Regions from separate parts of the Mus musculus genome. Here region 2 is linked to region 1. A link is a contact called in ENCODE Hi-C or POLR2A ChIA-PET data. All regions are on one chromosome and are shown on one strand. Each heading gives the region's core, a stretch centred on a gene start or an enhancer-like site at or near the end of the contact. The rest is flanking DNA. Distances are from core to core; before and after follow the strand shown. Region 1 holds the start of Chst3 (carbohydrate sulfotransferase 3). Region 2 has its middle 7.8 kb from the start of Psap.

Evidence for each region. A loop is a pair of places that touch in the nucleus more often than their neighbours do. ChIA-PET counts read pairs that join two places held with the same protein, here RNA polymerase II (POLR2A).
Region 2: a map of T-helper 1 cell shows a loop between it and region 1 (1.9-fold over the local background). The contact joins the enhancer-like site here to the promoter of Chst3 in region 1. A Hi-C loop is called at or near these places in 1 of 37 maps with a recorded cell type or tissue (T-helper 1 cell). POLR2A ChIA-PET finds 5 or more read pairs at or near these places in 3 of 5 experiments (Patski and embryonic stem cell).

The regions. Positions count from the first base shown.
Region 1 is chr10:60,215,802-60,222,243 of GRCm38, forward strand. Chst3 (carbohydrate sulfotransferase 3) reads right to left here and starts at 3,459. Exons shown (of 4, transcript NM_016803.3): 1 at 3,103-3,459.
Region 2 is chr10:60,266,566-60,273,007 of GRCm38, forward strand. No RefSeq gene overlaps it. Among named protein-coding and RNA genes, the nearest start is that of Psap, 7.8 kb to the right of the region's middle. Within about 2 kb of position 3,327, at least 2 of the 3 ENCODE cell types and tissues checked have a DNase peak (open chromatin) inside an H3K27ac peak, as active enhancers do.

The sequences.
Region 1 (6,442 bases), core at 2,209-4,708:
GCGGGGAAGGGCAGCCTCTTATCCGCTCTTTAGGTTTTAGAAAAGAAAAGGGTGATAAAAATCCCATTTAAATGCTGTTCCCAAGACTTCTTGAGGTCTGGGTCTCTGAGCCATCTTCAGCGCTAAGATGCCCTCAGGGCACCTTCCCAGTGATGGCACACAGTCCTTCCAAGGCTCACTTTCATTTGACAACCTTCCTAACTCCCACCTTCCTTGGGTGCCAGGCACCAGGATGGGGCTGGAGGTACAAAGATGACAGACTAAAGTGCTCTGTGAGGTGGTCCCCACCCCCACCTCCTTTTTATCCAGCATGTACACTCTGCCAATGAGGGGAAGAAGGCTCCTGGCGCCCTGCAGCTAGGACTTCAAGACACTAGGACCTCACCCAGTGAGATTCTGTTAGATGGGGGTGGGTGTGTCTGTTGAGCTGTGATCACCCAAGGCCTCTCGTGTTCTTTTAAGGAAACCTATTTTTCTCATGTGATGGATACCATATCAGAGGCCTGCTCCTCCAGGGGTGACTCTAATCCTCAGAGGTTGGAGGATCAGGACACCAGGTATTCTAAACCCCCAGATGCCCAGGTTTGGCATCAAGCAGGGGATACTGAAGCAATGTGGCTACAGTCCCCGCAGGGGCTCGTGAGCTTAGGCATCTGCTCTTGGTCGTCATCTTCTCTTGTGTCCCATGGGGTCAGACAGCTTATGCTCTGTGGACCATGTGTACAGAGGCGCAGCTGAGGACAAAGTGAGCCGTTTTTATCATCTCCTGGAGTTGCCTGGCTCTGCCCCACCTGTCCTTTCTGATGATCCAAAGAGTCCAACTCTTGGTTTGGTAAGAAAGACAGCTATGGCCAGTGAGGAATAACTTCCTCAGACAGCAGTGTATGTTATCAAGGTCAGAACAGGGAAGGAGCATAGGAGGGGTAGATGACACACAGCTTGGCCATGGGACAGTCAAAAGGGACAGTTTTCTCCATTCACAGCTGAGTAGGGCATTGTCTCTCATGAAGTTTCTGAACCATGGTCCTGCGCTCACACTCAAACCCCCAGCTTCCTGCCTGCAGAGCCACACCGAAGGCTCCAGGAGCCATGACTTCTGCAGAGACTGGGATGGGCAGTCAGAGGCCCCGGAACCAGCTTAGAAAGCAACACCTATGCTTCTGCCTACAGAGCCTGTACAGACAGGCTGGTGTGGTGAAGTCAGCACAATTCTGAAATCAGACTCTCCAGGTTCAAATCCTGGCTTGGTCTCTTACCAACGGTACGACTCTGTCTCGGGGACAGTATCTGTGAAGCTGCTGACTGCAGAAGACATGAAGAAGGTGGAGAGGGGCTATAGGAAGGAGGCAGGGCGTTATTCTGCCCAGAATTGGGGATGGCCAAGAACAAATCTCTCCTGTCTCCTCTGGGCTTGGCACTACCCACGAATCTTGCTAATCCTGGCATTTAGGGCCCTGGAGTCTACACTGCTGCTAGTAAGTGTTCTTCAGCAACGGGAGTGGGGACTGACACATTTCTTCCCTGTGACAGGCCAAGGCCATCCTCACATCTTTGTGGACTCTCAGCTGCTGGCAGCCCCAGTTCCAGGAAAAAGGGATGTTTTTGCCCCTCGGGGAGCCTCACACCAGCTGGCAGAGAAGAGCAGACATGGATAGTCTGTACCAGAACTATGACCACCCTCTCAAGGATGCTATCACGTGCTACCGTCAAGTCAAGACACAGCTTCTACTGGGCTCCTGGAACCACCTTTCTCCAGCCAGGCCATCAAGAGTACACGTCCCCAGCTCCACATGTCCCAGGGACTCTACCCCAGCATATACCCACTGGCCTTTTTTCTCCACTAACTCACCTCCACCCACAGTGGGGGCATGGGAGGATTAATGTAATCTACTTCCACTGTCTACTGCAGAACTCCCCAAGTCTGCCAAACAGCACCCAACTTCTCCAATCCCATTCCTTTCCCCCACATAGCCAGATGCTGAAATGGAACCTTCCTCTTGCTCTGAGGAGGGAGAGGTGACCATGAGGCACAGTGGACTCCGGCCACACACACCCCACCACCACCACCCAAGACACCAGGCAGGGCTTCCTGCAGCCAGCAAGGTCTTTTTCTCTCCAAGAAGATCAATGCCAATTCAGCCGAGGCTCACTGGGCTCCGCTTGAGGCAAGTCCATAATTCACTACCGGTGCCCTCAATCACCAGACAGCTAAGACTGGGTGCCCAGCACTGCACTAGCCCCAAGATCCTTAGGACATGCAGGACACTACGAATCAGAAACCAAGCAGACATTCTGGTACAAGACAGGCCAACAAGCCTGGTTTCATCCTGACTTTAGTCTCAGCTCAATCCACGGCCCCATTTATATGGCCCCGAGCTGAGATCCCCTATGGAAGTTCCTCTGAGGAAGCACATCCGCCAGGGTCTCAGCTTCCTTGCAACGCCCTGTCACGAACACCACGCAGATTGTCAGGCGCAGCACCAGCACACAGCCTTTTCCTTACAGCTTAAAGACCCCAGTCCAGAAGAACTTTAAAAGTTTCCAAATCACTGGCTCTGGTCTCCCCCATCTACCTCCGGAAGGGCTGCGCATACCCAGGCACATCATCTAGACGCCGAGTTTCCACACCAAATCCGCCCTTGCTAGCCCGGGACAAGTGACTTCAACGATTGCTTCTTTCTCCCCGTTCCTGGGCCTCAGTGGGTCTCAGGCACCGCTTCCCAAAGCCCGGGCAGCTAGTAGTCCCCTGCTATGGAGTTTGGGGGCTCCATTTCAATGGTGGGTGGAGCTGCGGGACCAGCAAAGAACCCAAGCTGGTTTAAAAGTTCCCAACCCTGGAGGCTCCTAGAAGCAGGAGTTGCACTTGGGAGTATGCAGGACGTTCGGCGTGAAGATGCCTCACTTGTGGTTTGTGCGGTGACCTGGCTGTGGGTACATGGCAGATGAGAATTTGGCAGCGTGGGGTTTTCCCCGCGCAGGGAACTCCCCGCCCGCCCTCCGCCGGTCCCCTTCTCCTCCAAAAGTTTGGCGCGCGCTCTGGGATGCGGTCGGTGACCGCCTGGGGCCCAGGAGGCGGTGCCGGGACGCGGGCGCCCCACTTACCCCGGTCGAGCCTCCTCCTCCCGGCGGGCGGATCCGACACTCCGGAGGTCGGCGTCCAGCCCCGGCAGCATCCGCCCCCAACTGCGCTCTCGGCTCAGAAAATGCTGGGGCTGCGCTCCCCACGGCGCCCACTCTGCGTCCTCGGCTAGTGCGGGGAGGGAGGCGCGGCCGGGCTGGTCCCCTCGCTGGGCGGGAAGCGGCGCCAGGCGGGCGGTGTCCTAGCTGCAGGCGAACGATCGGTCCTACCCACGACTCCGATCCCGCTAGCGACCGGAGGCGGCCTCCTGAGCCGGCAGCTGCAACTTTGGGAGCCCCGCGCCTCTCCTCCAGACTCCCCACCTCACTCCACACGCGCACCCGGCAACTTGGGGACGCTCGGTGAAGTTGGCGCGGCCGCCCACCCGGCCTCTCGAAGAGGATGGAGGAGGCGGAGGACTCAGGGAGGAGGGAGGAGCCGGGAGGAAGGGCAGCAGCCCCCCCTATCCCCCCTGGGAGCCTCGCTCTCCTCGACCCCTCCGTGGGCCTTTGTTCCCGACTTAGCTGCGTCCCGGGGGACTCGCCAGGGCTGCTCCATCCCTACCCTTGAGGACGAGGCTGGGAGGAGCTTCCAGCCCCAAGGAAGAGAGTTCAGGGGCACGGCTTCAAGGAGAGTTGTCCAGCTTGAGCCCCCCCCCCCCATGCTGCTGCCCACCCTGAACATGAGGACCTTCCTGTCCCTCTGAGGATGCTTCCTGGAATTTTGAAAAGCCACCGTCCTCCTTCCCTGGGCAGCCACAGGTTGCAGAAGTGTTCTTGGTGCTTTCTCACAGAGCCCCCAGGACAAGATGTGGAAAGGGTTCTCACCAAGAAGCTCAGAGGGAGCTGGACCCCCTTGGCATTAGCTTAAGACCCCTTTGGACTGCTGGCACTCCTGAGGTGGAGGTCATGTCACTTCTGAGTGATGATGAGTGGTAAGTATTGCTGGGTCTGTAAAAGGGCCAGCTTCGCCAAGACTGCTGTAAAGGGCCCAGTGTTGGACAGCAAGCCAAACTTCAGGTTATAAGTTCCAGTCCTGGTGATGTACACGATTCTTTGAGGTCTCCCAGTCCAGCTTTCTTTTCCAGGACTCTAGCTAACTTCAGGCCTGAGACGGCCCTCCTGACGTTTCTTGGGCTTTTGTAAGGTTTAGACAAAATAAGCAATTGTCTATAAAGGAGAAGTGAGAAAATATAAAAAAGGAAACATACACATCTGTCCTTGGCCCCGCTCTGTCATGCTGAACATTTATATCAGCGGAAGACATTAACAGACTCAGGTAGCAGATACAAAGCTGGACAGAATGGGCAGTGAGACCCAGGTGGCTCCAAGACCTCCTCTCAGGTCCCTAATTAGAAGGTTGGTAGGAATCTGCTAACCTGTTGTCTAGCAGGGGCCTGATGGAAGTGTGGTCGTGCCCTGCACTATGATGTGAGACCCGCAGCTAGCTTTCAGCAGAAAACCCTCACTGGCTGCCTGTGTTCTGTAGCCTATTAGGGGAAACCAGAACTGGAGTTGTGATACACCTCAGGGCACACAAAGACCAAAAGTTAGACCTGTGTCAGGCTGAGAATAGAGCCTAGTGGATAGAAAGCTTGGCTTCAGTTCTCCAGCACCACATAAATTTGGGTGTGGTGATGCATACTTGCAATCCCAGAACGTGGGAGGTGGAGGTGGGAGGATCGGAATTTCATGGTCATTCTCAGCTATAGGGAGTTCAAGGCCAGCCTAGAGCACTAGAGACCCTGTCTCATATGTCTATATTGTAGCAAAGATAATTTAACCTTATCCCCGACTAGCTTATAAATAAACAAGACTTATATTTCCCAATTGGAGTTAAGAGCTTCCCAGATGAAACATAATAAGCAATAACTCGGGGTTATTGATAGGAAAGTAGATTCTAACAACATAGAGAGTAGATATCTGCCCAGCTCTTGTATTGTTTAAGGCTTATTGTAAATATAAAGGTTGTGTGTGTCTTTCATCGGGAATTTAACTAACTAAAGTGGGGTAGAAACTTCCGACAGGGATTAAACACTTTCTACAACAGATAGTACCATGTCATCTGTGTATTATAGGTGGTAGTGAAGAAAGAGATCTGTCCAAACCAGCGGCTCTCAACCTGTGGCTTGTGACCCCTTTGAGGGTTGAATGACGTTTTCACAGGGGTTGCCCGAGACCGTCTAAAATATCAGATATTTATGTGGCTATTCATAACAGTAGCAGAATTTTGGAGTTATGAAGTAGCAACAAAAGTAATTTTATGGTTGGGGGTCAGTAAGGAACTGCAGTAAGGAATTGTAATTTTAGGAAGGTAGAAAAACACCGGTCTAAACAAATGCAAGGGATGAAACACAGTACCTGCACGAGGCGACAAGAGCAAGAGAACACCAGACAGGCGCTGTGTTGGACAGCCTGTCAGAACCTGCCGCCTGTGCTGCTGCCCTGGTCTGTGAGCTGAAAGAAGACCTTACCTGGTGTGCTCTGGGATACGAGGGCTCTTGTAACATGTAATCTCAGTCTGGGGTTTCTACCCTGCCTTTGATCATTCGGTTCCCAGATAAAAGACACATTGCGACGGACCACCCCAGTCGGGTATGGGGGTCCCTGGAATGAGGGTCCTCGAAGCTAGGTGGGTCAGGATCCGGCGGTGACAAACAGAAACAAACACAGAGGCAGTCTGAATCTGAGTGTATTTTGCAGCTCTCAAGCAGGGGATTTTCTACATTAAAAAAACCCAAACAAGGCAGGTGAGATGGCTCAGTGGGTAAGAGCACTGATGTTCTTCCGAAGGTCCTGAGTTCAAATCCCAGCATCCACATGGTGGCTCACAACCACTCATAATGGAATCTGATGCCCTCTTCTGGTGCATCTGAAGACAGCTACAGTGTACTTACTTAAAAAAAAAAATTACATCTCTTAGAAACTATATCCAGTGAAACAATCGCAGATACCAACAAAAATCATTTGGCACAGTAAAGCACAAAAATCATCCAAGCACTACAACTCTGAAACTATGTAGTCAGTGAATCACAAACAGAACAGGTAACATCATTGTAAATCATCAAAATATAACAATTCTAAAAGGATGTATTTATTCAGTGGGGGCTGTCGTCCAAGGCTAGTGGCATATTTCCAGGAGCGGGTTAATTAATCTTTAATGGTCAGTGCTCTTAACTTCTAAACTAACTTTCCAGCCCCGTGGTCAATTATTATTTAACATCTAGTGCCTGATTTTTTTTTAAACATCTTCAATATGTAAATTTAAACTATTTTAATTCTTCCAAATTAAGGCTTTCTTTACCAATATACCAAAATCCACCTC
Region 2 (6,442 bases), core at 2,077-4,576, 51 kb after region 1:
TGCCACAGTTGTCATGCTTGCCCCACATCATACACAGTGATAATCAAATCAAATCAAATCAAATCAAATCAAATCAAATCTGGGGTCAAGATTGCCTCCAAGACTGATCAACCTGAGATCTATACCTGGACCCTGTGGGTAGAAGGAAAGAACCCGCTCCCCAAAACTGTCCTGTATCTTCCCCATGTGCCTCCTGGCAAGTGTACACCCATACCTAAACATACATGCAGACACGTATGCAGCAGACAGACAAAGACATGCTAAAATAAACACTTCAAGTCTGACACATAAGGGAGAGCAGTTGTAACACCTGCCTGGTCACCGGGGCAGAATTATCAGGCTGAACAGAAGCCAGAAGCTCACAGAAGTCACAGAGTGTTCTCAGGGTGGTGCCCCTGGCCCAGAGAGGTGTTCGATAGCATCAGACACAGACAGCCCCGGCACCTGTCTCTGATGTCTTCACGTCTTGGGCACTAAGCGTAGTGTCCAGTGGATCACCCCGTGCTGTGGAGACATCATGCCATAGATTACAGCTCCAAACCATCTCAGCTTCCAGTCCTGGCTCTGCCAGCCTGGTCAGCGTCTCTGAGATTCAATGTCTTAAGCAAAGGTAAGCTAACTTCAGTTCAAAGGTTGGACTTTGTGGGCTCAAAGCACTGGTATATTAACAGAAGCTCAGCGTTTGGATTTGCCTGCTTTGCCTGTGTTTTATGCCAGATGGGAGGTAAGCACAGCCTCTCAGCCACAGCCCTGGACCTCTCTTTGCTCTTTGAGACTGGGTCTCACTAAATTTCCTAGACTAGCCTTGAACTCTCTGAAGCCCAAAGAGGCCTTGAACTTGTTAACCTCTCGAGTAGCTGGTATTACTAGGATATCAGTGTGTGTGTGTGTTAGTTAGACCGAGTCTCACTATGTAGCTCTGGCTGGCCTAGTAGACCTGTAGACCAAAATAGCCTTGAACTCACAGAGTCTGCCTGCCTGTCTGCTGGGATTAATGGCATGTACCCAGCTCTTGTTTTTTGTTTGTTTGTTTGTTTGTTTGTTTTATGTGTTTATCTGCATTTATGTTTGTGTACCATGTCCATGCCTGGTATCTGAGAAAGGCAGGAGAGGGCATTAGATCCCCTGGAAAGCTAGAGTTACAGATAGTTGTGAGTCACCATGTGCATGCTGGGACTCAAATCTGAGTCCTCTGGAAGAGTAGCCACTGTTCCTAAGTAGCTGACCCATCTCTGCAGCCTGCTGTTTGTTTGCTTTTGAGATGGGTTTCATGTAGCCCAGGCTAGCTTCAAACTTGATAGGCCCTGAGGATGACCTTGAACTCCTGTCGCCACTGCTGATTTGCCTTGCTTTTTGATACTAGCGATTGAAGCCAGGGACTTGTGCATTATTTGGCAAACAGGGTTCCTAACGTCTGTTTTCTCCTTTTGTTGAAGGGTCTTATATTGTTGCCTAGGTTGGCCTGGCTTTCGTCCTGGAGCTCAGGCTACCTTGGACTTCCTGGAAGTTTTTGCCTCTGCTCCTCAAGTGCTGGGATTGCAAGTGTGAGCCACCACACTGGGCTTAGTTCAAAGATCTCAGTGGCGTTATTTTTGACAATACCTTTGCGCAATGCTTCAGCCTTTGAGTCGGAATATGCATCCTAACGGGGCTGAGCAAAGGTGGCTGGTTTTATAGACAGAGAAAGACTGACCCTCTTGGAGACCCAGAGGAAAAAGTGCAGAGGTCAGCTCAGTTATTTTCCTTCTGAAATGGGCACAGGAAGGTGCTAAAGCAAAGACAGTAACTGACTGGTATGTGTGTCTGTGTGTGTGTGTGTGTGTGTCTGTGTGTGTGTGCACGCGCATTGGGGGCAATCAGAAGACCCCGCCCCTTCCTTAGGATTTATAGGGCCATTAATGGTTGTTGGGACAGCAGGAGCCACTAGTAGGGTGCCCACTCTCCTGTAAGCAATCCTGATGAAAAGCACTGGCTCACAAACACATAAACAAAAGCCATGACATTAGAAGGGGACTAGCTGGTGAGGGAGATAAGATGGGGCCAGACAGGCACAAATATAATCAAAATGCATTCTATGCATGTAGGAGATTATTTTAAAAAGAAGTTTTAAGAGGAAGAAAAAGAACATTAGGCTACTATTTTATTTTGCTTCCCCCCCCCCCCCCCCTCGGGACAGGGTTTCTCTGAATAGCCCTGGCTGTCCTGGAACTCACTTTGTAGACCAGGCTGGCCTTGAACTCAGAAATCCGCCTGCCTCTGCCTCCCAAGTGCTGGGATCAAAGGCGCGCACCACCACGCCCGTCTTATATTGCATTTATTTTTTAAGAGAGGCGGTTTTGCTATGTTGCCCAATCTGGCTTGACCTTTTGGGCTTAAGCAGTTCCTCTGCCTCAGCTTCCTGAGTAGCTGGGATTTACGGGGGGGGGGGGGGGGGGGAGGAGGGGGAACCACTGTCCAACAGATTAAGGTAGACGGAAGTTCAGCACCTCGCTGACTCAAACTAGTCCATGTAGAGCAAGGATCTGTCCCTTATTTTCTCCCACTCTCCCGGAAGATGCGGTAGATAGGATGGTTTTAGTTACAAGCAGAACTTTATCTTTTGTGAGGCTTAGTCAAACCAATGGCAGGAACATGTATTACAAATTTAACTTTTTCAAGTTCCTCCCACTCCCACCCCAGAGTTCCTGCTGACCTTGGACTTCTCCAGGTCCTCCTACTTCCACAACTGGAGTGCTGGGTTTCAAGCAGCGCCACCATAAATATTATCAGTGCCCCCTTTTGATTTTTTTCTCCTCCCTCTTCCCAGCGGCTAAGCTCGGGGCAAGCCCCCCACATTTTAGAGAACATCACAGAAACAACTGCCTGCACAGAGCCCCGGAATCGTTCATCCAGTGAGCTCTGCCCGCAGCCAAGGCTCTGAAAGCAAGGACCTGTCTCTGGAGGAAGAGCAGAAGCCTAAAGCTTGAGGGATCTGAGCTGCTTCCCAAGTTGGAAGCAGGAAGCTTGTCCAGACTCCTGGGGTGGAGTCAGCAAAGGCAATGTACAGAGCTGGGCCCTCTGTTTAGCTGTGGGATTATAAGTGGCTAAGTCACATCCCCTCTTGGAAGAACAAACGCGTTCTCCTTACACGGAGTGCCTGTGCCCTTCTCAAAGGCAGTGCTTGATCATGGACATTTTTCAAGCAATATACACCAGCTTCGTCTGACCTCCCTCTCAGGGGTGACTCAGCAGCCTGGTCTGTACCAGCTGCTCCCACACCCTACACTGCCTGAAGCTTCTGGATGGTCTCAGGGAAGCGAGCAGCAGTGGGTAGACTTGGCAGGCTGACATATGACACTGGAGCAGAGTGACATCCTGCATCTAGTCAGTCTCCAGTGTTCCTTCCCAGCCCAGGGAAGGACAGGGCCTCATGGTGCCAAATAGAACCCGTGTGCCAAGGATGGATGTTGCCTGCTGGGTGCTGACTTTCCAGAGTGTCAGAGTAAGGGACGCCTCCTAGTGTGACATTTCCACTGTGTTCCTAGGACACGGCCCCACATATACTTGATAAATGCGTTGTTGGAACAACAAAATGTAAGTGCTAATGAGAATCAAAGATCCCAGGAAACTTTCCTGAAGGACAGAAAAGGCTTCCCCGGCTGAGGATTTAGCCCAATGGTGGAACATTGGTCCAGCATGCGTTAGGTCCCGGGTTCAAGTACTACAAGGGAAAAAACTCATTAGGGTAGATAAAGTGGCTCACGCTTATTATGTTAGCTCTTGGGAGGTAAGGGCAAGGAGGACCCAGGAAAGTTCAAAGTCAGCTTGGGCTATGTATCCGTTTGTTGTTGTTTCTCTGAGACAGCATCTCCATACGTAGCCCTGGCTGACCTGGAATTTACTCTGTAGACCAGGCTGGTCTAGAACTCACAGAGATTTCGTACCTCTGCCTCCCTAGTGCAGAGCTTAGGTCGGCCAGGGCTACATATCAGGATCCTATTCCAGACCAAACCAAGCCAAGCCGAACCTCTGGCCTGAGGATGCGGAGGGCGTCCTAGCATGCTAGTGGCCCTTAGGCTTGATCCCCTGCACTGTACAAACTGAGAATGGTGGAGGTCGTGGATCAAGAGCTCCCCTTCAGCCACGTAGCAAGTCTGAAGCAAGCAAGCTTGCGTTGTATGAGATTCTCACAAAGCAAAGCAAACAAAGCAAAAACAAAACAAAACAGAAACAAACAAACACAAACAAAATACTCAACCAAATCAAAGCATCGAGGACAAGGAAGGGAGATGACAATATAAAGAAGATAAAACAATTTATTTTTATTTTTATATTTATTTATTTATTTATTTAAGTCTGGTTGGACTGTCTGTGAAATATTTATTTATTTATTTATTTATTTATTTATTTAAGTCTGGCCGGACTGTCTGTGAAATATTGGATCCCTTTCTTCCCCCTGAGAACAGTACTGAGACATCTCAAAAACAAATATTGGTTCTTTTGTGTCTTTGACTAAAACAAAATCTTACAGCCGTGAGGGAGTTGGGAAATGTAGTTTTATTATAGGTGCGCCTGTGTCCAGCTAGAGAGGGGGTGCAGATGATGGAGCAGAGGTGACTGATAATGGGAGGGAGTAGCCCTGAGGAGGTGTGACAGCTGCTCTGCTGCTACCATCAGGAGTCAGCACAGCTGGGCGACACGGAGTGCTACAGTCACTGTCCTTCTATCTCTAATGTTAGGATTTTGGCCTCTGTGTGCTGCATAACGGGGGACTTTCAGCGTTATGATTCATTCTATGTCTTTTCCTGAGAAATCATGTCTGAGTCTTTTTAGGAAAAATCCTAGAATTAACTTTATCTGGCCACTATTTGGAAGTCTTCCTTATGGCCTGGAGATCATTAAGCAAAGATTAGTACACAGCCAGTTGAGGCCATTACTCTAGGAATCTTCTTGTACTATCTGCCCCTGAGCAAACTCAAACAGTATAATTGATGTAGGGCAAACAGGGACAATTGACAAACTCTGCCCAGGAGAGCAGGTTACAGAGTCAAGGTCTCTTTTTTATTATAGGCTTAGAGGTCTCTAACAATGTAATTTAAAGATAAAGGACTACAGGAGGTCCTCCTGAAGGAATACAACTCAGTAAACATGATCGAGTGACTAAAATAAACTTTCCCTACTTTATAGTGTAGATGGTGAAGTATATAATAAAAGAAGCTAGATATTAGTATTTGCTGTTCATAAAAAAGACCGCTTCAGATATTTTCTGTTTGTCTGGAGCCCTTTCCAACAGCAAACGTTGCCAGTCTACAAGCAGGCTGTCATATAGTAAATGTGTTTGCTTTGGAGGTGACATTCTGTAGATTCTTTAAATTGGAGTCATAGGGCTGATAATAACAAGAATAATCTGCTCTGTTTGTAACTTTCTTGTGACTGAACTTGTAACCCTGGACACATAATGAGAAGACAAACATATATTCCGTACCACTTGGAGAATCCTTAGTCTGTCTTTGTTCTGTGAAACTTGTATCAACAAAGCACCTGGCTGTTAACAAGTGGGCAGCAGAAAGGATCTGATTGCTTGATTGCTAGTAAATCAGCTGTGAGATCCCCCTGACCACAGCGCCTGGCTCCCTCCCTCCCCTTGCTGGTACCTTATCTCCTCTGCAGGCTGCTGTGTCCAGAAGGACCATCCGACTCTCCTCTCTGTACTGCGGAAAGGCTCCTTGAGAATCCCACCTCCACCCCCACCCCCCACCCACCCCCGTGCACGCCCACGCCAGTTGTTGAAATATCAGGAGGTGCTTGCCCAATGTTTGGTAGGATGATAAGTTCCAGACTAGCCTGAAGCACATAAGGAGACCAGACCCTATCTCAAAACCACGAACCCTGCATTTCACAGAAGGTACTACAGCATGGCCTCTTGGCCAGCTCTGCTTGGCACCATGGGAAGTCTGGGAGGGCTGACTCTTAACAGAGCTTTGTAAGGTAATCATATTACCTTGCAGGCTGGCTACACACACCAGTCTTGCTACGTCTGCCTCTTGTACACCATTTCTGTGCATTGTTCTTACCAGCCCTGTTTCCTTACCACCCCAGCACCCTTCAGCCACTGGGATCCTTTTGGGTCCCATGCCTCTCATAAAGAGCCCTTTGTGAACACTTCCAATGAATGCTTGCTTCCCCAGGGGTTCCTAGAGCAGTTTGACCGGGCAAAAGGCCTCAAGGACTTTATAGCTCTTAATGCCTAATGCCCAGATCAAGAGAATTCTTCATTTATTTACTGCATATTTCGAAGTTTAAATTTTTATTTTTGTATTACTGTGTGTGTGTGGTGGCTGGGGAAAGGCGCATGCCCTGTGTTTGTGGAGGTCAGAGGACAGTTTGATGGGATTGGTCCCTCACCTTCTTTATGTGGTTTGGGGGATTGAACTCTGGTTGCACATATTGGTAAGCTATTACT